Regions from separate parts of the Homo sapiens genome. Here regions 1 and 2 are each linked to region 3. A link is a loop called in an ENCODE intact Hi-C map of the cell type or tissue named here. Cell type or tissue: endothelial cell of umbilical vein. All regions are shown on one strand.

Evidence for each region. Hi-C counts contacts between places; a loop is a spot of excess contacts. Peaks named below come from ENCODE experiments on the same cell type or tissue, not always from the same donor. Only the 100,000 strongest peaks of a DNase experiment are listed, where the experiment ranks them.
Region 1: a loop joins it to region 3, with 9 times the contacts of the local background. A loop is called at or near these places in 17 of 110 quality-filtered maps.
Region 2: it touches region 3 in a loop (11-fold over the local background); 12 of 110 quality-filtered maps call a loop at or near these places.

The regions. Positions count from the first base shown.
Region 1 is chr2:187,294,742-187,302,741 of GRCh38, reverse strand. All of the region lies in intron 2 of CALCRL-AS1 (CALCRL and TFPI antisense RNA 1), which reads right to left. Among named protein-coding and RNA genes, the nearest start is that of CALCRL, 150 kb to the left of the region's middle. In endothelial cell of umbilical vein, a CTCF peak has its summit at 3,414 (motif pointing left); DNase peaks (open chromatin) are centred at 411, 2,371 and 3,391; H3K27ac peaks cover 2,488 bases.
Region 2 is chr2:187,132,681-187,140,680 of GRCh38, reverse strand. The region is part of intron 1 of CALCRL-AS1 (CALCRL and TFPI antisense RNA 1); the gene reads right to left. Among named protein-coding and RNA genes, the nearest start is that of CALCRL-AS1, 130 kb to the right of the region's middle. In endothelial cell of umbilical vein, a CTCF peak has its summit at 2,251 (motif pointing left); DNase peaks (open chromatin) are centred at 2,230 and 3,830; H3K27ac peaks cover 2,132 bases.
Region 3 is chr2:186,858,944-186,866,943 of GRCh38, reverse strand. No RefSeq gene overlaps it. Among named protein-coding and RNA genes, the nearest start is that of ZSWIM2, 14 kb to the right of the region's middle. In endothelial cell of umbilical vein, a CTCF peak has its summit at 3,897 (motif pointing left); DNase peaks (open chromatin) are centred at 3,543 and 3,793; H3K27ac peaks cover 801 bases.

The DNA of each region.
Region 1 (8,000 bases), 440 kb before region 3:
GCTCGCAAGTGCAATATCTTTCCAAAAATCTGTCAATGATTGACTGAATCCACTATATATTTTATAATCTGTTTTATCACCTGTGTACTATGCTTTCACATGATTCAGTTATTTGTTTTTATTGCTTCTTCTGAGTTCTTTCATAAATAATGTAATTCTACCTATTAGTGGTTTCGTTTGTTTTGAAAGTATAATTCTTATTACCAAATTAAGAATTATTACTGTGTACAAATAATACACACCAACAGTGTGTTTACTACTGTGATCCCATTTCTCCTAAGTAACACTGAAATTTCTTTTAAAATGTTAGAGAAGTGTGCCCTTTACAAAAGGAAAATAGAATTTCTGTAAATCAAGTGGTCTGAGACAGCTTGCAAACAGATGGGAAGTTCCTGCTGCTTTTGAACTTTTGCCATGCAAAGTTAGTACACACAGAAAAGCACTCTTCGATGTTCACTTCTTTGTGTTTTCTTCTAAATGGCAATGGTGTTGTCCAGATGTATATTCTAAATGAATTTGCTTTTTTAAAAAATACAAAGAAGTCTTGCCAAATCATAGCTTTAAAAATAACACAGATTGCAGTGAATAGCTGTTTCTAAGGTCAACGTGACATTCGTAATTTTTACTCACTTTATCCTCCTAACAGAAAAAAAAATTAAATTACTATATAAGTTGTTAATGGAAAGAAACATATGATTTTCTTTCTTCAGGTTAGTTTTCCCTGTTTATTTAGAATTGTGTTGCAATGTTAAAGATATACTTCTGAAATTAATAGAAAATACAATTTATTATGTCATGGTCTGTGGAAAACTTACGACACAAGTATAAAATACTTTCGCTCCAGTTCGAAACATTTCTTCAAATGTTTAGATACTGGAAGCGGAAATAGTAAACAGTACATTTTCAGAGTTTATGTTAGCCTTAATTTGTCAACAAAATTGCAGAAATATTATACTTGAACATTTTATACTTTAGCATACATTCATAAATGTATTGTTATTAAAATGGAAAGTCCTTTTAGGAACAAAGGGCAAATTTTGATTATGCCATTTAAAAATCTAAATTATATGGCTGCTTTCCATATAATCACTGAAAGCATTACAGACTTGGTTAAAACAGAAAATATTAGAAAAAAATTTGGGGGTACACTATAATAATTACTTTTTATTAATCTCAGAACTTTATGTTATATCAGCTAAAACCAAAATCAAGCAAAATATTCTTCAAGAGAAGAATGAATCCATAACAATTTATGATATGCTTTTTTTTTTCTTTTCTTTTTTTATTATACTTTTAAGTTTTAGGGTACATGTGCACAACGTGCAGGTTTGTTACATATGTATACATGTGCCATGTTGGTGTGCTGCACCCATTAACTCGTCATTTACATTGGGTATATCTCCTAATGCTATCCCTCCCCCATCCCTCCACCCCACAACAGGCCCCGGGTTCTGATGTTCCCCTTCCTGTGTCCAAGTGTTCTCATTGTTAAATTCCCACCTATGACTGAGAACATGCGGTGTTTGGTTTTTTGTCCTTGTGATAGTTTGCTGAGAATGATGGTTTCCAGCTTCATCCATGTCCTATGATATGCTTTTAAAATATAGATATGAAATTAAGCAATGGCTTCAGAAGGTTTATTTTTGGTACTTCAGTGGTTAAAATAATATTTCTCCACAAAGCCTTTCAACCATGATATTGGTATATGGGCTCTGTTATTAAATCAGTTAAAATGAGTAAGAGATTGCATAAAGCTTGCCTTCAGTAAGTAGTTCTCCTAACTTTTAATTTTAAAAGCAATATTAATTTTCTATCTTTGAACCAATATTAATATTAATTTTATATCTTTGAGCAATATTAATTTTCTGTCTGAAGCAATATGTTTTAGACATGCTACTTCACTGAGCACAAAATACACTGATTAAAATTTAAGAAAGAGAAATGTAAACAAGTGTGATAATAATTAGAAAGCACTGAGTGTGACTCAAATAATTCAGAGAGTAATCCAATAATTAAAATAACCTACAAAGTAAATATTTACATTTTGTGAGTGCCAAGGGAAAAACGTGTTTATTAGTAAAAAAGAAACCAAAAGGTTTTAATCTGGTAGGAGCAATTTTCTCTTTTGTCATTAGGGCTTCGAAAATAATAGAGGGCAAGGGAGAAGATGGATAGGTAAGCACTTGTAATGTGTATTTTAATTGTGGCTTTCTGATTATGCCCTTGTGCAAATATTATTAAAACAGCAGAAATGTTTAAAGTCCTGAGCATTGGCAGTTTTTTGACAGGCTTATGGGAACGATAGAGCTTCTTAGGACTTACTTCCTCTAATAATAAGGCCCCAATTCAAAGAATCCCTCTGTCATTGCAATACAAAAATACTTGTGTTAATTTTGGCTGTAATGATCACTTTAGTTACAAGTAGACAGTGAACTATAATTTGGTTGCAAAATGTTATGCTCTATGACAGTGCAAAAAACATATTCATCTATACTGAGGTAAGTACTAATAACATACTCATTCAACAAAAATGCTGGAGAGCCAAAACACTATTCTACATTTACCTTTGGAAACAACCTCACTACAAGACGGGGAGAAAAGATATATCAACCAAAAGTTTAATACAATGTTTTAAATTATACAAAGGAAATATATATAAAATGCTGTAAGTGCATCAAATAGGAAGAAGGCAGTAAGACTACAAATAGCAATGTTATTAGTAGATCATTCTCAACTTTAAATGCCATACTAATAACTTTGGGCAATGAAGAAATATCAAAAGGTTTGTTTTCCAACGGGACAAATCTCTTTTAGCCATGTGAGTTCTCACACTGATACAAGCATGACAAGTCATCTTTAGTCAGGAGGAATGCTATCCAAGACTTCAGAATTAATCCCCACAATCCCATCCAAAAGCTATCATGTATCCAGACTCTCAACCTGTCCCCTAATTCTGGCTTCCTGCTGCTCTCCTTTTGCTGTGATACTTGGACCCTGCTCTTGGCCTTTGTTCTTTAGACTGAAACCTTAAAGACTCTCCCTCTGCTCAACCTGACACTCCTCATGCTCACCTAGACTGGGTTATCTAAGAGTAGTCTTGGCTCTGGTCTCTCCTAGTAGTTCCTTCTTTGAGTATTGTTTCCCACACACAGTATCTAGTTATCCATGCCATGGAGAATTGTTTCAAAGATTAAAATGTGATAATGAGAGTGAAAACAATACTGCTTTTATATTCTTATAAAATTTTATATATTATATTGGCTACTGCCCTTGGTACAAAGACAGTGGATTAGTTTCTTGGTTCTCCTACACTTCTCTATTGCTAAATGTTGCACTCACTCTCCAGGGGTCTTTAGTCATACTCTTCATCTCACATCAGGGCACTTGGTCAAGTTCAGATTTTTGGCCTGGGCTGCACTTTGCTGCCCTCTTCTGATACACAATCATTATGCTTTTGATTTGACAAACTAACCAATTTTCAGATCTCTGTGGATTTAACCCTTTTCAGGTTTCTACTATCTATCACCATTTTTAATATTCCTGCCTATAGCAATTATTGCTCTTTCTATAATATTTAAGCAGGCTGAAGATGAATACTTACAGGATAAATTACTGTAACTGCCTACATTTAAATTAATGGCAGCAATAAAACTTGTCCTGTGTCCATGATTATCTCAACTATGCCAAATTATCAGAAATGATCAATAACTAAAGGAGGATTCAAGTTAAAAGCATAGCTATACACTAATTACCATAAACACATATTTTTCTTATTTGTTTGCAATAAAACCTTCTGATATACCTATTTATTCATTCATCTGCTCAACAGATATTTATGTTTGTTTTGTATCTGCTTCTATCCTGTAGAATGGATACTTTATTTATTCATTCACTCAACAAAAATTTATGTTTGCTATATTTCCGCTACTAACCTGGAGAGGCACTGACTCAAATAACTTACAGTCTAGTGGAACAAATATTTGCATTTCCAAAAGTGGTACTGGGGGTCTGTGAACACATTTTAGAGGAAGACTAACTGTGCCTGCAAAAGTCAGAAGAAAAAGCCTTTCTGCATACTTATAGTATATTATCAAGAAAGAATGGAAGATATAAAAACAGACAAAGGAGGGAAAATCATTCTGGGTGGAAACAATGGCAGATTCAAAGATATGAGGGCATGACATGGAAAGAAATTATTATTTAATGACTATTACATAGAAAAAAATTCTGAGAAGGACAAGTAATAAGGCTGGAAAGAAAGACATGAGTCAGATCACAAAGGTACTTAAATTCTTGGTAAAAGATCTTAGATTTAAACCTGTAGTCAATTAAACAATAGGCAGCCATTAAAAGAGTTTTAGTACAAGAGTAGCGTGGTTGAAATTGCATTTTGGAATTAAATACCTACTTCTTGACTTATGTACTGAAGTAGAGGATGACATGACAGTGGCAATTAGACTAGGGTTGCCAAAAGCAAAATAATTAGGACACATTTGGAAAATATCTTGAGTTTTAAGTAGAACAATGTAGAAAGCCATAACAAGATGAGAAACCAGAAGCAAATACTGTATTTTGACTACAGTGCAATAATGAACAGGAGATTTGGAGCTGTTAAAAAAAAAGCCATGTTCAGACATATCCATGTAGTTTTCTAAATTTCAAAGACACCAAGAACATTTCAGACATTTTTCAAGTCAGAAGATGTTCCTAAAGCTTATCTTATATGACAGTCAGCTGTTCAAATTCTTCACATTCCCCTTTGCCTACTAAAATTCAGGCTTTCAGTATTTAGACTTCCCTAAGATCTGTTCTCATTTACTCTGTTACTATTTCTTTAAATATTTTATGTCAGCCAAAGTGGATTTCATTTCCCCCTAAAATCACTGTTTTTTTGTCCTACTCCTCTTCCAACCCCATTAATTTAATTTCTATCAATGTTTATGAACTATTTTAATTTTACTGCTTTCTTTAATCTTTTAGTTATGCCTGCATATGCTCTATCCTTTCTTGGTGTTGTCATACTAGCTTGATTATTCTCTATAAGATTCTTAACATGTTTAAGCTGTATCTATAGTTCTTTTTGTGCATTTCTGAGCCCTCTATCCTGATACTAAAATGTACTTGAAAATATGCTTCATATGAGTTACTTGTTTTTTAACTACTTGAATTTTCTGGCACAAGTCTGTGTCCAGAAGAATTCTCAAAAAACAATAACAAAGTGATAGATAAAAAGAAAAAAGTTGTGGAAGGAGGCAAATTACTGTCTAGTTTTAAATAATTCTGAACAATAAATCAATATGATGAGGTTAACGGAGAAAATAAATCTCTGTTAGCTGGAAAGTTTCATTGTTTTGACTCATAAAACCTTATTAGTCAATGATTTTCTCGTATGTAAAATCTCATGTATTATATAATTCTGGCCAAGTAGAGTAAATGAAATTCAAGGTGAGTTATGTAAGATTACCTTGGAAGCAGAAGCATCAAATCATAAGTGTCATATGAGGAAACCATGTATAACAGATTCCATGAGAGCTCAATTTAAAAATATGTTTTTGCTATGATGAAATGCTATAGCGCCATCTTTGATGAATGAACACAGAAGCACATTCTCATACAAGAACAAGAAAGCCCTAGAGGGCCATCAAGTCAAGCTGATGTACCATTCAGGCACTGTTTTTCTTATTCCCATGATATCTATCTCCTGCATTCTTGATCAGCCCCAGTAACAGAAGCTCATTTTGCTGAGACATATCTCTGGGCAGTCTAGCTGAAGCTATTTCTTCCTCTCTCTCTCTCTATGCTATTAGTTAAGAGTATTTTGGTATTTTATTGCTCTTTTTTTCCAGACAGCGTTATTCAGTTTCTCATCAGTAACTCGTGTACACCAAAACCATCCCCATCTTTCAGCTTGATGAGAATTGACTGTATTCATCCAAGGGATATTTACAAACAAATGCTTGACAGTTTTAAGCCACTAAAATTTTATACCTACACTTGTGTTTGAACTTTAATTACTTTGTAACTGTGGGACATATTTTAACAGATGAAAGATGAACAGATCTTCTGATAATTAATTTAAGGCTATTTATTTATCAGATCTCTTATCTGAAACACCAAGTGATAAAAGGCTGAACTTTTGCGTCAGTAGAAGATAGGATTGCACAATTTTTTAAATAAAAGGTGATCACATTGATATGGTTTGACTCTGTGTCCCTACCCAAATCTCATCTTGAATTGTACTCCCATAATTCCCACATGTTGTGAGAGGAACTTGGTGGGAGATCATTGAATCATGGGGGCAGTTTCCCCCATATTGTTCTCATGGTAGTGAATAAGTGTCACGAGATCTGATGGTTTGATAAAGGGAAGTCTGTTTCCCTTGGCTCTCTTTCTCTTGCCGCCACCATGTAAGATGTGCCTTTCACCTTCCATCATGATTGTGAGGCCTCCCCAGCCACGTGGAACTGTAAGTCCAATAAACTTTTCTTTTGTAATTTGCACAGTTTTGGGTATGTCTTTATTAGCAGCGTGAAAACGAACTAACATACACGTTTTGCAAAAATTTAAATCCTCACTAATAAATCTGCAAAATAAGCATGAAATTTCAAATTAAGTATATAAAACAATATTATACATTAATTATAGATTCATATAAAATTATAACAGACATAGGAGCGATAAAAACCAAGCTCTCAAACCGAGGCGGGCGGATCACGAGGTCAGGAGATCGAGACCATCCTGGCTAACACGGTGAAACACCGTCTCTACTAAAAATACAAAAAAATTAGCAGGGCATAGTGGCGGGTGCCTGCGGTCCCAGCTACTCGGGAGGCTGAGGCAGGAGAATGGTGTGAACCCGGGAGGCGGAGCTTGCAGTGAGCCCAGATCGCGCCACTGCACTCCAGCCTGGGCGACTGAGCGAGACTCCGTCTCAAAAGAAAAAAAAAAAAAAACCATCTCTGGGGAGAGACATAAATGAGGAAACTTTAAACTGCATCTCTTATGTTTTAATTCTTAAAAATGAGGCAGAGATCTAAAGCAAATATGACCAAATATAACGAGTTATCAAAACTGAATATTTTGTAATGAAATGGCTTCTATGTATTAAAGCCATACTAACACCATTAAGTCTTTTGCCTCTTTTATTTTATAGAATAAAAACTGCAGCAGATAGGTTAAGTAAGATAGCCCAAATCGCCCAGCAAATAAACACAGAACTGGGCTGGAATGCAAGCATTTTGGCTCCAGAAGCCATGTTCTTAGTCACTACATTACACTAAATTACATTTTATTTATTTACTTATTTATTTATTTATTCAATTTTTATTGATGCTTAATGTGGCTCTTAAAGTATACAAAAACATAGAATAATCAGAATATAAATTAGTTTAGAAAATTCTTTTTAAAAAATGTTTACATAGAAGCTTTGAAAACTTGTGCTATGATTTGTGAATAGATAGAAGGTTAATATGGACATTTGTAATGACTTTCATTCTCACGACATAAATTAGGCACTGTTTCACAGAAGTATAACTTTACAAGACATGAAGAGTAGGAGCTTAAGTATTTTAATTAAAAATGCCTAAATTCTGATTATTTAACATGTTGATGCAGCCATCCTTTGGATTTAGAACAACTAGGGTATTTTTTTTCCACCCTGTTTATCTCTTAAAAACAATGGTTTGAGATTTTTCTCAAATGTCAGGGTAGGAATGAGGGGTATGATACTTACAAGTTCCAAATCCAGAAGGTTAGATATTTCTGAATTATTTTAATGATGCCTTAATAGAAAATTGTTCAAATATATTTTTACCTGTGGTATGCAGTTGATTTAAATATTTGGAGTAATGTATGAAATTAATAGTAGAATGACTTCTTATCCTTAGTACTTCTCATCCTTAGTACTTCTCTACAAAATTTCCTTTCCACTGATATCCCACCAATTCCAGACACTTCAGTAGCCATAAAAATCCAATCTGTCTCCTATTCTCAGCATGAAT
Region 2 (8,000 bases), 270 kb before region 3:
TGGTCTTTACATTGAACTGCAGATTAATTTTGGAAGTGAGAAGGTTTTACATCATTAGTCACATTTTTATTAGAAAAATCTATTGTCAATTTCTAGGCAATTCCAAATGCTCAACAATAGCTTCGGTAAGCTCCAAGAGATCTACTATTTAAAATGGCATTTTTGTTTTTTAAAAAGTTTGAATCGATAAACAAATATTTACAGATATATTTAGCTTGAAAAAAGTACTGGCATTGAACATTCTATAATACATCTGTATTACCTCTTAAGAATTATGATTTTTGTAAGAGTTAATAAGCATTATAAAAAATTAGATATTAATAACCCAAGGATAAAAGAATATTTTATAAAAATGTCATACATATATACATATTCTCACCCTTTTCACCAGATCATTAAATTATTAAATAACCATAAATGAGTCAAATATCCATTCTTTGCCATTACCCCATCCCAGATCAATAATCCTGATTCATGATAAAATTTGAGATCCACTGTTTTAAAATAAAAATTAAACCTGGGAAGTAATAGTCACTTTAAAGCATAGCCTTTACAAATGGAGAGTAATCTGTATTAAGAGACTATCAGGTGAGTAAACTAAAAAACCTTTGGTTAAAGTGTGGATTCCTTTTGTCTCCCTAACTTCTCTGGAACTATTATAAATATCATCATTATCTTAATAGCATGTTTAATCTATGTTTAAATTCTCTCTCCAGTTGTTCAACTCCTTCTAGTAGGTTGAATAATAGCCACTCAAGTATATCAAATCCTAATTTCTGCAACCTGTAAATGTTACTTTATTTAGAAAAAGGGTCTTTGCACAGTAATTAAATAAGGATCTTTGGGTGGGGAGATTATCCAGGTGAGCCTTAAATGCAATCACATGTGTGGCCACAAGCCAAAGACTGCTGGCAGCCACCAGAAGCTGGAAGAGACAAGAAATGAACTCTCCCCTAGAGCCTCCCAAGAGAGAATAGCCCTGCCATAACCTTGATCTCAGACTTCTGGCATCAAAAACTGTGAGAAAATAAATTTCTGTTGTTTTAAGCCACTCAGTTGGTGATAATTTGTTACACCAGCCACAGGAAATGAATACACTCCCCTATGAGGGAAGGAACTTTTTATCATTTTCATCTTGTAGCCTCACTGCCTGAAACAATTGTTGGTTTAAACAGCAGTTCTAAATCTTGATTGCAATTCAGAATAATCCCAATTTTTAAAAAGTTACTAACGCCCAGATGAAATCTCCCCACTACAGAAATTCTGACTTAATGGCTCTGAAATAAGACTTGGGCATTGGTATTATTTTTAAATCTTCAATTATTTAGTGTGTAATCAAAGTTGAGAACCACAGGCATCAAGAGGGACTGAATGAAACGGGAGTTAGTAAGGTCTAGTAGCTAAGAGCACTGACTGGAATCAGACTGCCAGGAGCCCAGTCCAGCTCCACCATGAACTAGCTGTGTGAGCTGGACCACGTTGCATACTTCTCAGTTTCTCCATCTTTTAAAATATGAGATGATCAAATTATCTTTATTATAGGGTTATTTTGAGGCTTAAATGGGATAATTCAGATGTTTACAAATATAGTGTCTCCCCCATTGTAAACGTTCTATAAATGTTAGATCTCAATGTTGGGAAAAAAATTTAATTTCACATTTCTTTAATCAATCATTTTAAACTTAGGTTAGTTAGAAAGACTAAGGATTTTAATCAAAAAAAGTCTTTAAAGTTTATATAAACAATTCTTATTAATAAATTTTGTTTCAGTTATTTAAATTTGCTGAGCCTCTGAAGTTGTTAGACAAAAGTTCATAACCAGTAATCCAGAGACTTTGACAAGCAAATTCTTTAAAATCTTACAATTGGATCCCTTCTATTGACTTATGCAACATGTTCTCTTTTAATGTAATTGCATTAGAATTCTCTTGTTTAAGTTAAAATTCGTAATGCTTTGGATAGTAGAGTATGGAGCAACATTTTGTATATAGTAGAGAAATGGCAATCTTTCCAAAGAAGTTTTTTCCTTTTTTTTTTTTTTTTTTTTTTTTTTGCTTTCCCAAATCCCCATCTGTTTTGCTGATGTGCCAATATCTGGGGTCTGTTTTTCATAATATCATTTTGTTTGTGAGGTTGTCTGTTCCTGAGAGTTCAGAAGCTGGCTGACAATAAAAAAAGTGACCCTGATGAGGCCAGAAAATATCTTGAAAAATAAAGCTAAAGCCAAGAAAGACACTGCACCCTGCTGGCCAGTGGCACAGAGAGCCTCAGCAGAAGAGGAAGGACAGCAGCTTTGGACATTCCTCTAGAGTCCCTCCTTGGTGGCTGGAGACACTTCCAAAAGTAGCGACTGAATATGAGAATTGCATCAAAACTGCTCATGTCCCCTCCTGCACCCATGAGTGGTTTAAACAAAACAACTCTTTGTGGAAAAAACTGTTTAATTTCACAAAGAGAGATAAGAGAAATGGCAAATAACATATACTTAAAAAAAAAAATCTCTGAAACATCAAAAAAAGGCAACTAGGAAGAGGGACAGAAAAACAGAGTTTAAATACTTTTTAAAACTATTTAATAGTTTTGTGTCCATATTTAACTAAAAGAAGACAGTTTGAGAACTGCCTAGAGATGTTTACGTTTTCCTCTCCGATAATTTTGCACAACTGATAATTTTATCTAATATACTCAACACTAGGAGAATGAGTAAGTCAGAAAGGACGATTTTCTTCCCTTCTATCTTTAAAAGGGGCAAAAAATTCTTAAAGAATTTTCTAGGCAATTTATCTTTGCTGCAATTTTACGTGCAATTTTCTAGTGTTGTATGTGGGTGAACATTATTAGTCTATGTTGTAGATGCTATGAACATAAGCATACAATCTTTTAAGTTTTACCTACATGTGAAAATTGCCCATGAAAAGAAGTTATTATAACCACAGTAAGAATATTTATTCTTTAGAATTCCCACTTGCTATAACAATAACATAAAACCTTTAATCTTATATCATTTTCTATTTTTATTCTGGGAGAAAGCATGGATGCTATGAATTTACACTGGCATTATATCAAGGGTTATCCTTGATTTAAAGATTATTTTCATTCTGATGGAAAATAAGAAGTCTTTTTTTCTTGGATAATATGATAGTGTGGTGTCCTTATGGGAGGTGATGGATAGAGGTTTGAAAAATGCCTACAAAGCAGCCTATGAAAATTCCTATGATAGAAGATAACTGGGAAGAATTCATGGACTACTGTTTTTTTAAACCTCAATTTTATCAACAAATACTGCAGAAAAAACAGGTGAGTCCAGAGTGCCCAGGAAATGTGCAAACACTCTTTTTAACAGTCCAGCTCAGACTCCATATTGCAGGCTATCAGCTGGACAGCCATTGAGCTGGGCTTTCATTTGTCAAGAGGAAAAAGAAAGAATGTGATCCCACCGTAGCTCTGTTTAATTACTTTCAAATAAAGTAACTTAGAATGCTACAAATATGTAAGAAAGGTGGGGTGGAGTGAAAAAATGTCAAGAGTATTATAAACCTAACTTTGGAAATACCAAATTTCCTAGTTAGTTCTATGTCTATGCAAATTAAAGCATGCATTCAGGAATCAGCTGTACGTTTCTAAAACTTTTTGTAAAATTCCATTTCAGTGGAGATATCATGATGTGCTATATCCCTTTCCCCTCCCTCTGGCTTTAATTCAGGTGATAGACCGGAAAAGGAGAGTTCCAGAATCCCGCCTTTTCCCAGCTAGGCATAGCTTTTTCAGCTTGAGGTATAACAATTGTAGGAAATGGTGAATGATGGAAACATTTTCCTAGAAGGGGAGTTTGAAACCTAGGACAGCCACTCCTATTTGAACTATAACTACTTACAGAGGCATGAATCGGAGGAAGCTTGCCACATGGAGAAAGCCTGAACAGACCAACTTGACAGAAGACTAGATTGTCCCTTCCTGAAAGTGATGGACTAACACACTCCCAGGATGCACCTTCCTCTGACATTTCCTGAGCTTAGCCTCATTATTTAGCTACTCCTAGGTTTCAGTGGAAAGGATTACAACCTACATTTTTTTAAAGAATACATTTAAAAAGCAGCTGCTAATAATACTCTCAAGCAATAAACCATATATGTATACTATTTCCCTCATATGTTAGCATTTCTTACAAGAGGCAAGTTGCAAAGGAAACACCTTAAAGATGGCTTGGCATTTTTAAGCACTCAAAGGAAATTCAACTGCTGAGAGGCTGGAAGAAAACTCATATTACCTGTAGTTTGAAAACAAATCATTCCCATTCCTCATACATAAAATTTACAGTCGGTATTCAGATGAGAGTAAATTATTCAGTAGCTGTCAGGATTTTCATTTCTCAAAAACATAAAATAAATTGCCTTGGTTGTTGTCTTTTAGCTCTTTTTCTTACAGTTATAAAAACAATTATATAGGAGAAGCAATTTGTATTCAAGATGATTTAAAAATGATATTGTTATTATACTAGGCAAGGATGTTATTTACAGGATGGAGGTCAGCAGAGTTTTACTTGCATTTTGCTTTAAATACCATTGAAATAAATATACTATTCTACAGTTAAGAAATAAATTAATATGTACATTTTGTAGGGTGTTTTAGGATTCATTAATTTTTCCCCAAGGACACGTGTTTAGGAATGGGGCAAGTGTATGAAAACGAAGTCAAGGAGAAAGGCCATTTATCACAGAGGCCTCAAGATTAATAATTAACAAACCATAAAGAGGTAGCAGATTAAATGCAAGTAAGGAACTTTAATTAAACAATAATCATGAGGATACAAGGCATTTCCTGAGGATTCATCTTTGATTAGAAGTTGTTGAAAGCATTTGGCCTTTAATTCTAGCCAGCCCTTAATCCCCAGGAAGTTTCCTGTGTCTTTACTTTATTGCTATTTTAAGATATATTAAAAGTTTTCACAGAGAAAATGGTAGATGATCTGCCTTATTTTAAAACATAATGTAGCTCAAAGATATTTAGAACTCTTTAGCCATTTCTCAGCATTTCATACAATTCTGGGTAGTATATTATATATAGTATTACTACATACACTATTCACAATAGCAAAGAATTGGAACCAACCCAAATGCCCATCAATGATAGACTGGATAAAGAAAATGTGGCACATATACACCATGGAATACTATGCAGCCATAAAAATGGATGAGTTCATGTCCTTTGCAGGGACATGGATGATGCTGGAAACCAGGAAACTATCTCAAGCAAACTACTACAAGGACAGAAAACCAAACACCACATGTTCTCACTCATAAGTGGGAGTTGAACAATGACAGCACATGGACACAGGGAGGAGAACATCACACACCAGGCCTGTCGAGCAGTGGGGGGCTAGAGGAGGGATAGCATTAGGAGAAATACCTAATATAGGTGACGGGTTAATGGGTGCAGCAAACCACCATGGCACATGTATACCTATGTAACAAAACTGTATGTTCTGAACAGGTATCCCAGAACTTATAGTTTAAAAAAATAAAACACATAAGTAGCAAAACCTGAGGACTAGAATGTATTTACTTATTTATGCATCACTTTGTTCTCAAAAGGATGTGATTCAAAAGTATAATCTAAAATCAAAGCATGTATAACTCATTCAATTATAACATGAAATTATCTTCATTTTCTAATAATGTTTACCAGCAATGCTCTGTCAAACCACTTTTCTGGTGAACAGAAGACTTCTAAAAAGATTTGACAGTTTGATTTTCTAACTTTTGTAAAAGGCTTATGCCAATTAATTTGACTTTGTCCTCTTCATTTTAAAGCTTCAGTTTCATGATCAATTCAAAAGGAAAAGGGCATCTCACATTTTAGCTGTTGGTGAAGTGGAAGTCTCTGCTCTGTTGGTCATCACTGCTAACCTATTGCTTGCCTACAGAGCAAGAGTGACCAGTTTGACCTCAACAGGCATCATTAATGAACAACTCAATTCCCAGTGGCTTCCTTAAGTTTTGGTGGTCCCTGACAAGATGAGGTCACATCTTGCAACTGATACCCAGATTGTAACACCATATAAATTCCTCTTATGTCCAAACTTCTTTTGTGGTGTTCAATATGTAGTACTGTAAATAGGCATAATTTATCTTCTGTATATCTAGGGAACCAGGAATTTAAGGGAGGGGACAGATCTTGACTCACTCTATCAAAATGCACTGTTATATCTTCAAAGGTCTCTCCTCCTAATCTGATATCATGAGTCAGGTCAACAATCTTGGTGGATAAGCAGTCATTCAACTGGAAAGGAGATGTCAGTCTTCTCTTCTTCCACAGTTTAGAAGTTATTTTCTTGGGATTTTTCAGTTGAGAGCTAAGGAATGCCTCCTATTCACAAACATGAATATCCTCCAAAAGGATGCCTTTATCTCCCTTAAATTTGTGATATCAATGCTGCCAATGCAGTGTAGTATCATCCAAAGGCATGATGAGTCTCATGCCTGGAAGTGGCCCTTCTTCAAACTCAATTTCAGGGAAACTGAAAACATTGCTTTCAATAGTTTCCCTGGAGACTGGGATTAAATCTTTCCTTGAGCACTTACACAGATAAAGTAGCTAACCTCTGTGGTTTGTGGCATAGGGATATTTCTCATTTGTGAATTAAGGATAACAAAAGTACCTACCATATAGTGTTGTGAGAATTAACTATGTAAACAAACACACCTCATTTACCTCCTTCTGTTCACAAAAATCCATCTCTACTTTTGTCTGTCTCACTCTGTGCCCTGGGAGGCTGGCCTCTAAACTGCAGCATCCAGCCTCCCTTGCCTTCAGACATTGAATTGGTTTCAGTCAATTAGAGAGACCAGCAGTAGACATCAGGGTATTGCCTCCTGCGTTGCTTTCTCTGTGATTTCGTGTTATGATCTGGCAGAAAATGTTTCTCTATATCGACAGCTTTGTCTCCTGACTTCCAGGTCACCAGTTCTTACCTAGCTCTAATAACATTGCTCTCTCTTTTTGCACCTTCACACCTGCAGGCAGTATGTCCTCCTACTGCTGCAGGTCCATGGTTCCCTGGTACAGTGACATCCAACATCCAGGTGTCAATAAGTACTTCACACTGTCTTTCTACATATTAAGATTTTTCACTGGATGTTGTTTTTCAACTGTATTTTTATTGACATATTTTCAATTATTACAAATGTTTACAGGACCATATGATTTAAATCATATTTAGTTATGTATATGCATAATTCATATCCATACACATACACATGCAACTGGTCCATAATACTTAGCACAGAATGGTTCTCTCCACATATCACATTATTCTTTTTGTTAGATAAGCTGACATCAGATCCTTTGTTTAAAATTTACAATGGCTTTTCATAGCATTTAAAATAAAATCCAAACTCCTTACCAAACCCAACATAGTTTGAGTCCAAGTACTTCCAAGTACTTTTTTTTTTTTTTTTTTGGAAACAGAGTCTCACTCTGTCACCCTGACTAGAGTGCAATGGCATGATCTCGGCTCACTGCAACTTCCTACTCACAGGTTTGAGTGATTCTCCTGCCTCAGCCTCCCAAGTAGCTGGGATTACAGGGGCCCACCACCACACCCAGCTAATTTTTTTTATATTTTGCAGTAGAGATGGGGTTTTACCATGTTGGCCAGGCTGCTCTCGAACTCCTGACTGTAAGTGATCCACCCACCTTGACCTCGCAAAGTGCTGGGGGTGAGCCACTGCGCCCGGACAACTCCAAGTACTTTTTAGACCTCTCTCCTACTACCTCTCTTTTGCTTACCATGTTCCAGCAATACTGGACTTCTCATTATTCCTTGACCCCACCAAATTCACTAGCATACTTGGGAAACTTCCTCCTGCTTCCACAGTGAAAACACTTTACTATGTCTTTCTATGACTAGGTTCTTCTCATTTGGCTCTGATAAAATGTCAGTCAAATAGCACTCCATTGCAGTCACTTGCTATTCCCTTCCTTGCCTGCTGTTATACTTC
Region 3 (8,000 bases):
TCTTGAGGCTCTTTTAGTAGGGAAAGTCTACCTAGAAATAAATGCAACACAAAAGAAAACAAGACCAAGAAAATAAGAAAGAGGATTGTCTTAATGATATCATTTAACCCCCTGCATCCAGCTATGCTAAAGCTAGGTGTACCCTGGGCTTCCAGGGTGCAGTTTTTGGGGGCCAATAAATCCCCATTTTTGGTTAAAACTAATTAAAATAGGATTTCTATACATTACAACTAAACAATTCTTGACTAAAACAGCTGTCAATTATAGCCTTTTTAATTGGCAGAAAATATCATTAGGACTGTTATTCTAAAAACAGTTTTTAACTTCAAAATCATTCCCATGTTCCCGGAATGTCAGTTTAAGATTGTTGCTTGTTTTATTTTACATGATCATTCTGGCCTATTAAAAGCTAAGTCTCTGACAACATCACCTCATGACGCCAAGTTTAAGTAATGCTTTTAGCCTTTTTTTGTCTGCTGTCACCCACTTTTTTTCTTTATGTATATTGTCATAGCAAATAATTTAATGCTAGTTTATATAATTTATTTTAATTAATATTATAACTTGAGTTATGACTTATGTTCTTTTGGGGGATTATGTGTAACACTTTATCTCTTATTTTAGCTAATGAAAGACATGTGAGATTTATTTGAAAGAGAACTTTCAAACTGAATTATATGAACATAAATACGTATTTTGGCGTTTTTTTTCCTTCTCTATATAGCGTGAACACATAATGTGTAAATGCAAATAGGTTCTGTTAAAAGGCCACTCTAGTTCCACTAAGTGAAGACTCAGGAGTCTTGGCTATTGCCAGTCATTGCTAATTCATTTAACAGAAAATATCTGAGCACCCTCTGCCAGGCAGAGTTCTAAGCTTTAAAAATACTGTAGTGAAGAAAGCAGTCAAGCTCTTACTCCTCAAGAGATGAGTGTTCTCAGATACATTGAATCTCCTCCCACCATCTGATGAGAGTGTTCTCTTCAGGATTCATCCCATCACAGTCATTGTCCTAAGTGCCTTTCTAAAATCATGAATCCTGAGGGAAAACTGGAGTCACAGATAGTTGGCCTCGTTGGACATCACCTGACACTTCAGTCCACCTCTACTGAGAACTCTCAAATCTAGAATCATTGACTCCATTATGTCCCTGTCTACCCAGCCCAGCACAGAATTCAAGCCCCTTACTGACCTTACCTCTCATATGTTCTCATTCCCATTCTACTCAATCCTCCTTCAGTTGTGAGTACCAATGCTCTTCTCTTTCCCACTTTTCTTTGTACCCTGTGAGATTATTTTTCTTTTTTTGTTTCATTTCTAATTAGTTTATGTGCAATGACTAAATATTACTTATGATGAAGGACAGTGTTCAGCATACATTTAATTCCTAATTTGGTTGTTTTTATAAATATGAGAAAAATTTTTTGTAATAATGTGGGATAGGACAGGTGGAAATGGATGTTTTGGTATTAGCAACATAAATCCACTATTGAAATCCTTTCATGTTATATGCCAAAAGTCACATAGGGATGTATTATCAAAAATTATATTTTAATGATTTATCAGTTCCTTCAATTGTTTTGAAAGCAAAAAATTAGAAACTCCCTGACGTTCAAAAAATTTTGTTTCTGAATCATTGAGGAAATTCACTTTCTCATCATCAATACAAATTTTTCTTTTGTTTGATGTCTCCATGATTTTATACCCTGGGATGATCAACATCAGATTAGATAATATGTGATTTTGTTTGATAAAGCAAGAGAAGTGTAGTTGCAAAAGGAAAGTAGGAAAAGAAAACAAGTATGATATTTTAACTAAAGCTCTAAGGCCAATTAATATTAGCAAAGAGTGTATGTGGAATGGAGGATATAGACATTAATCTCTAAATTATTTCAACCCTATGTACTTGGTAAAGTCTTCATGGACCTCAAGAACTGTACATATCTCAGTTTGAAGACTGCTGATTAACTATTCCATAAAATCTCAACCTTGGGGCAGCTGGCGTTAGCAAACCTTGAGCTGCCAAGTTCTTTATTCCCTTTCTTTGAATAGTCATATTCCATCGAAGTAGAGTCTACAGTCCGTATTCACTATATTACTCTTTCATGTCCTATGTCATCCTCAGTCATACTGTAAATGGTAATCTCTTCTCATAACTCCATAGCAGAGTCACCAACAATTTCCTAATTCATAAATATGTGCCTTTTATTGCTTATATGGCTGGACTACTTTGCAGCATTTGACCCTGGTGACCATTCTATTTCTCTTGAAATTCACTACTTTGTTGTTGTTGTTTGGGTTTTGTTTCTTGTTTTTTGTTTTTTGTTTTTGAGACGGAGTCTCGCTGTGTCACCAGGCTGGAGTGCAGTGGTGTGATCTCGGCTCGGCTCACTGTAACCTCCGCATCCTGGGTTCCAGTGATTCTCCTGCCTCAGCCTCCCAAGTAGCTGGAACTACAGGACGTGCCACCACACTCAGCTAATTTTTGTATTTTTAGTAGAGACGGGGTTTCACCATGTTGGCCAGGATGGTCTCCATCTCTTGACCTCATGATCTGCCTGCCTCAGCCTCCCAAAGTGCTGGGATTACAGGTATGAGTCACTGCGCCCGTCCAAAATTCACTACTTTTTATGCTTAACACTTTATTCTTTCCTTTCCAGCTTCTTTTTCAGGATTCCCTTTCATTGTACACTATTCCTAAAATGTTATTCTGCAAGGTTTCTGCCCTTGGCCTTTTTCTCTCCTCATTGAACAAACCCTGCCTGGGTAAACTTATCTACTCTCTGACCCATTCTACATCATGATAATTACTGTATCTCCCGCTCAAATATTTTTACAAAATGTATGAGCTTTATAGCCAATGCCTATCAGACAGCTTCAGTTTGCTGTCCACTCCACTGCCTCAAAATGGCAGAATCTGAACTCATTATCTATCCTGCTGAACTTACAACTCTTCCTGGAGTCCCACGTAGTTATGAATGCCACCACCAAGACTTCTAAATTAGAAACCCCAAGGGACTTTCTCATTTCCTAATTATCTGCATCCATAAGTGACCAAGTCTTAATAATTAAATCTCTTACACATATATATTATCAAATTGTCTTTAAATAATTCGTCTAACAAATATTTATCGCATACCTATTACGTTTCAGCCACTTTTCTAATTATAATAAACAGAAAATAAAGATAGACATGCTCCTTGTATTTGTTGACATTTATATGTGTGTCTATGTGAGTTTATATATGTGTGTGTATATATATACATCCACATATACACATATAGGTATATGTATGGCTGATGTTGAGATGAGTCAAGGTCAAGTCAATACAAAGCCAAAGCCAATGATGCTACAGTGATTAGTCAGAGGGGGAATAAATAAGTTAAAAATATCTAACAATAATTACCCAACACGTCCTCTTAACAAGAACACTTATCAGTTGCCATGGCACTAAACTAGTCAATTATTGCTCATATCCTTTAAAGCATATTTATAAACTAGATAACAGATGGTGGAAATGTTATACTTTTGATCTTCCCAGTCAGCCAAATGTCTCTCTTAACCTACTAAAAAAAAAAAAAAACACTGACTGAAAATCCAAAGTTCAGATGCAGGAAACACATTCATTGCTGTCATTTCTGTCAGTAGTTGTTTTCTTTTTCTATTCCCTGATGTATATTAGCACCAAAGGTTAACTAATTTAAGCAGCTCATACTAATCTGAATAGGTAGGGGGAAAAGGAACATTTGAGTAGAGAATAATGATTACAATGCAGAAGATGATTACATTATTAAATCTAAATTTCACATCATCATTTTTGGAAAGATAAATAAAAACATGTTTATGAACAAGCAATGATTTAATGATTGCTAACCCAATAGCATTCAGGTTCACGGTACTATGCTGACACCTAGTGGAATAAAAATAGGATCCCAATGCTTCCAAGAAATCCATTTTTAAGCTTTTCACCCTTAAGCTGTAGAATAAATAATACACACATACACACAGACTCACATGATATACATATCATAAACATGCCAAAAGGCAAGATGGCCTTGGTGCCAATTTAGTGAAAAATTGCTTGAAATGATTGAAAGCAGATGCTGTTGGTTTTCAAATAATACCTCACCAAATTCCATAAAAATTTGGTTTTTAAAAGTAATCAGTAGCTTTTTCTTCATTTTTGTTTTAATCAAATTTGGTTTTTTAAATGTAGCTAAAATAATCAGTGTTTGTTGAGACAAAAATGGTCCTCTCTTCTCTACATCCCATTTCCCCTTCCCCAAACTTACCATTATGCAGATAAGAAACATTTTCAAACATGTAAGATTTGTTTTATTATGCTTTTGCTTTTTTTCAGTTTCAAGGGTACATATACATGTTTGTTATATAGGTAAACTGCATGTCATAAGGGTTTGGTATACAGATAATTTTGTCACCTAGGTTGTAAGTATAGTACTTGGCTAGGTATAGAACTCTAAGTTAGAAATTACTTTTCCTTAGAATTTTGAAGGCATTACTCTTTGTCTCATGGTTTCACTGCTGTTGATGAGAAGTAAAAATCAATTCTGATTCTAGATCCTTTAGTTTCTCTCTCTTTCTCCCCTTTCCTTCCTCTCTCCCTCCCTCTCCTTCCCTCCTCTCTCTCTCCCTCCCACTTCTTTCATCTCTCTCATTCTCTCCCTCTCTCCCTATCTTCCTTTCTCTCTCTCTCTCTCATACACACACACACACACACACACACACACACACACACACCCCCCACAGAGTGTAGGATCTTCTGTCATTCCCCAGAATTATGAAATTTCATGTCCATCGGTCTTGGTAGGACGCAGAGCCACCACCTGTAGGTGTGAACTGCATGACTTCGCTTATGCATACACAGTGCTTCCTTGGAGTGGTTCCATGCCCAACCTATACATCCGTACTCAGCAAATGTGTTATACTTGAGGAGCCCTCGAATCAGTTCCAGGAAATGTTGTAAAATTATTTTTGAAATTTTCTTCCCATTTCTTTTATCTGGTCTCTTTCCGGAATTTCTGTTAATTGGGTAGTGAAACTGTTGTGCTCTCTTCCAATATTTCCTCACTTGAATTCTTATTCTGTTTTTTGTTGTTGACGGTGATGGTGATGGTGAATTAGTTTTTGTTGTCTTTTTTTGTTATTGTTTGATTATTTGGGAGGGAACTTTCTCAGCTCTTACAATTATCTTTTCTTTGTAATAATTTAAATTACTAAAATCTCATTTTTATTATCTTAATATGTCTTTATTATAGCATTCTGTTCCTTTGTTTCTATAGACATCTCTCTAAAAATATTATGCAAATTTTTATGATTTTCTCTCTGCAGAATCTCCGTTTCGACCTCATAGTTTTTTACTTTTAGCTATTTGATCTGCATCTTTTATGTTAAAGGTCACCCTTAGATTTATAAGCCTTGATTGTCAGCTCATATTTTAGAGTCGGTGATGAAAAACCCCAGTTTGAAACACTGAGTGGGCAGGAGGGGCTTTCTGACTGTAAACATCACTGCAGGTAATCTGGCTGGACCATGCCATCAGGGAGCCCCTCTAATTAATATTTACATTTTCATCAGATTCTCTAGAGAAGACTCTTACTATTTTCTTCTTGGAAGGCAAATTTCTGATAACCAGTAATCTAGTTATAGGGTAGAGTAAGGAGGGGGTGGGATTCAGCCTCCAGTATGCATGTTAACTTAATACCACTTTTTTGGTAAGATATCACTAATTATGCTTGGTATCCCTCAATGCCCTTTTGTTTGACCTCCTCCAGAGAACAAATCTCTGCTGATTTACTTGGATGGAGGCAATTACCTAAATTTTCAGACTGAGAAAGGAGAACCAGGAATGTAACTCCTTCCTAAGCAGCTTTCAATTAGTTTTCCTTTTTATAAAATACATCCCACTGGACCCTCCAACTGCCAAAGGTAGCTAATCACATAAATCCTTGGCTCTTTTAAAATTCTTCAAAGTAAATTGAACTGGTTCTTACCTTTTGCAACACAAGTTTAGTATAGAGTTTTCATAAGTTTGCTATAATGCCTACCACTTATCCATCATTTCATTTTCCAAAATTATGTTGCTGTTGTCTCCACTCTGATTCCTTTTGACTTGTGGGTTCATGTCTTTCATAATATTCCTTTACTATAGCTTCAGTGGGGTTTTGGAAAATACATTATTTAGATTCATATGTTTAATTTACCAAGAAGCAACCTTGTGTGCTTATTTAGCTAATAGATCTTTTTGCCACTTGGGTCACTGAGAGGAAAGCCAAAATACACTAAAGATATTGGTTTATAAGTGTTCCAATGCAATAGAACCAAAGATGATATTTAGAGAGTCTAGCTGTGCACTTCCACACCTAAATTACCTTGGAGACATCATAAATTCATGACTAATTCTTCAAAATTTGTGCCTCCAAAACGAGGTTATTTTAAAGGAATGAAACCTCATTAATAGCATGATGTTATATTAGTTTGATGCAGTCTATGTCAATTTACCAGTTAAACCTTCAATTGTCAAAATCCTTAATCATAAATAATTGAATGTAAGATTTTTATATCAACTAAGCCTTCTTTCCTGGAAAAAAAAAAAAAAGAGTAGCACATGAAAGTGAGTCCACACTTACATATCCAACTTTTTAATATGCATCTCCATTAAAAATCTCACAGTTGGCCTAGCACAGTAGCTCATGCCTGTAATCCCAGCACTTTGGGAGGCCAAGGAGGACTGATCACGAGGTCAGGAGATTGAGACCATCCTGGCCAACATGGTGAAGCCCTGTCTCTACTAAAATACAAAAAATATTAGCTGATCGTGGTGGTGTGCGCCTGTAGTCCCAGCTATGCGGGAAGCTGAGGCAGGTGAATCACTTGAACCTGGGAGATGGAGGTTGCAGTGAGCCGAGATCATGCCACTGCACTCCAGCCTGGTGACAGAGCAAGACCCTGTCTCAAAAAAAAAAAACCAAAAAACAACAATAACAAAAAATCACAGGCACCACAGTCTTAACATGTCTAACCTGGACTTCAATATGTTTCTTTCAATCCCTGTTCTGTCTTCTGTGTTACCTATTGGCAAGGGTTTGGGACTCATCTCTGACTCTTCCTTCTCCCTATCATCCATGTCTTTTGGATTTCTAAGGTATTTTGATTCTACACCTTAAACCCATTCTTTCTTTTACATCTCTACAACCATTAAATTAATGCAGAGAATCATTTTTGTTACTCATTTGGTCACAAAAAAACAGAGACTCACTTGAACTAGTTCAAACAAGCAGGTTTATAGTAGTAAATAACTAAGAAATCACACAATAATCTGGAAGGAGGGACTACAATAGAAATAAACTTCAGTGAGGTTAGGACTAGAGAGCGTCATATATTCATGGTAGCTCTGGTGACTTTGGCAGCAGGAGTCCAAAAAGCTTTACTTTAGTGCTTTGTCATTAGTGTGACCATGCAGCACTTCATAAATCTGCTTATTACTATACCCCCATGACAACACCCCCTGCCAGAAAAGAAAACAACCCTTCTCCTCAAATCTTAACTCCGTTTCTAACAAAGGAAGCCTAGACCATCTTTGTGAGCCAGGCCACTGAAGTCAGACTAGTCTGTGAACTCTCATTAAATATAGTGTCCACTCTTGGTCCAAGTACCTGTAAATAGAGGTAAAATGATGCATGCTACCTCCTATGTACCAGAGATTCGAGAAGGAGCGAGTTACCGAGAGATAAGCATAGGTGTTCAGTAGAGCCCTCTTTTTTTTCTTTGTCTTACTTATGCCAACATTGCACAGACCAATGTAGAACCACATCAGTGGAGCTCAGGAAATAATTTTTGGAAATCAAAAGATGGGATAATATTCACATGGATATTTGCTCTGAGGCATCATGTCACTTTAAGATTTCTCCCAGGGAGACTTCTCAGAGAACTAAAAACAAAACTACCATTTGACCCAGCAATCCCATTACAGGGTATATAT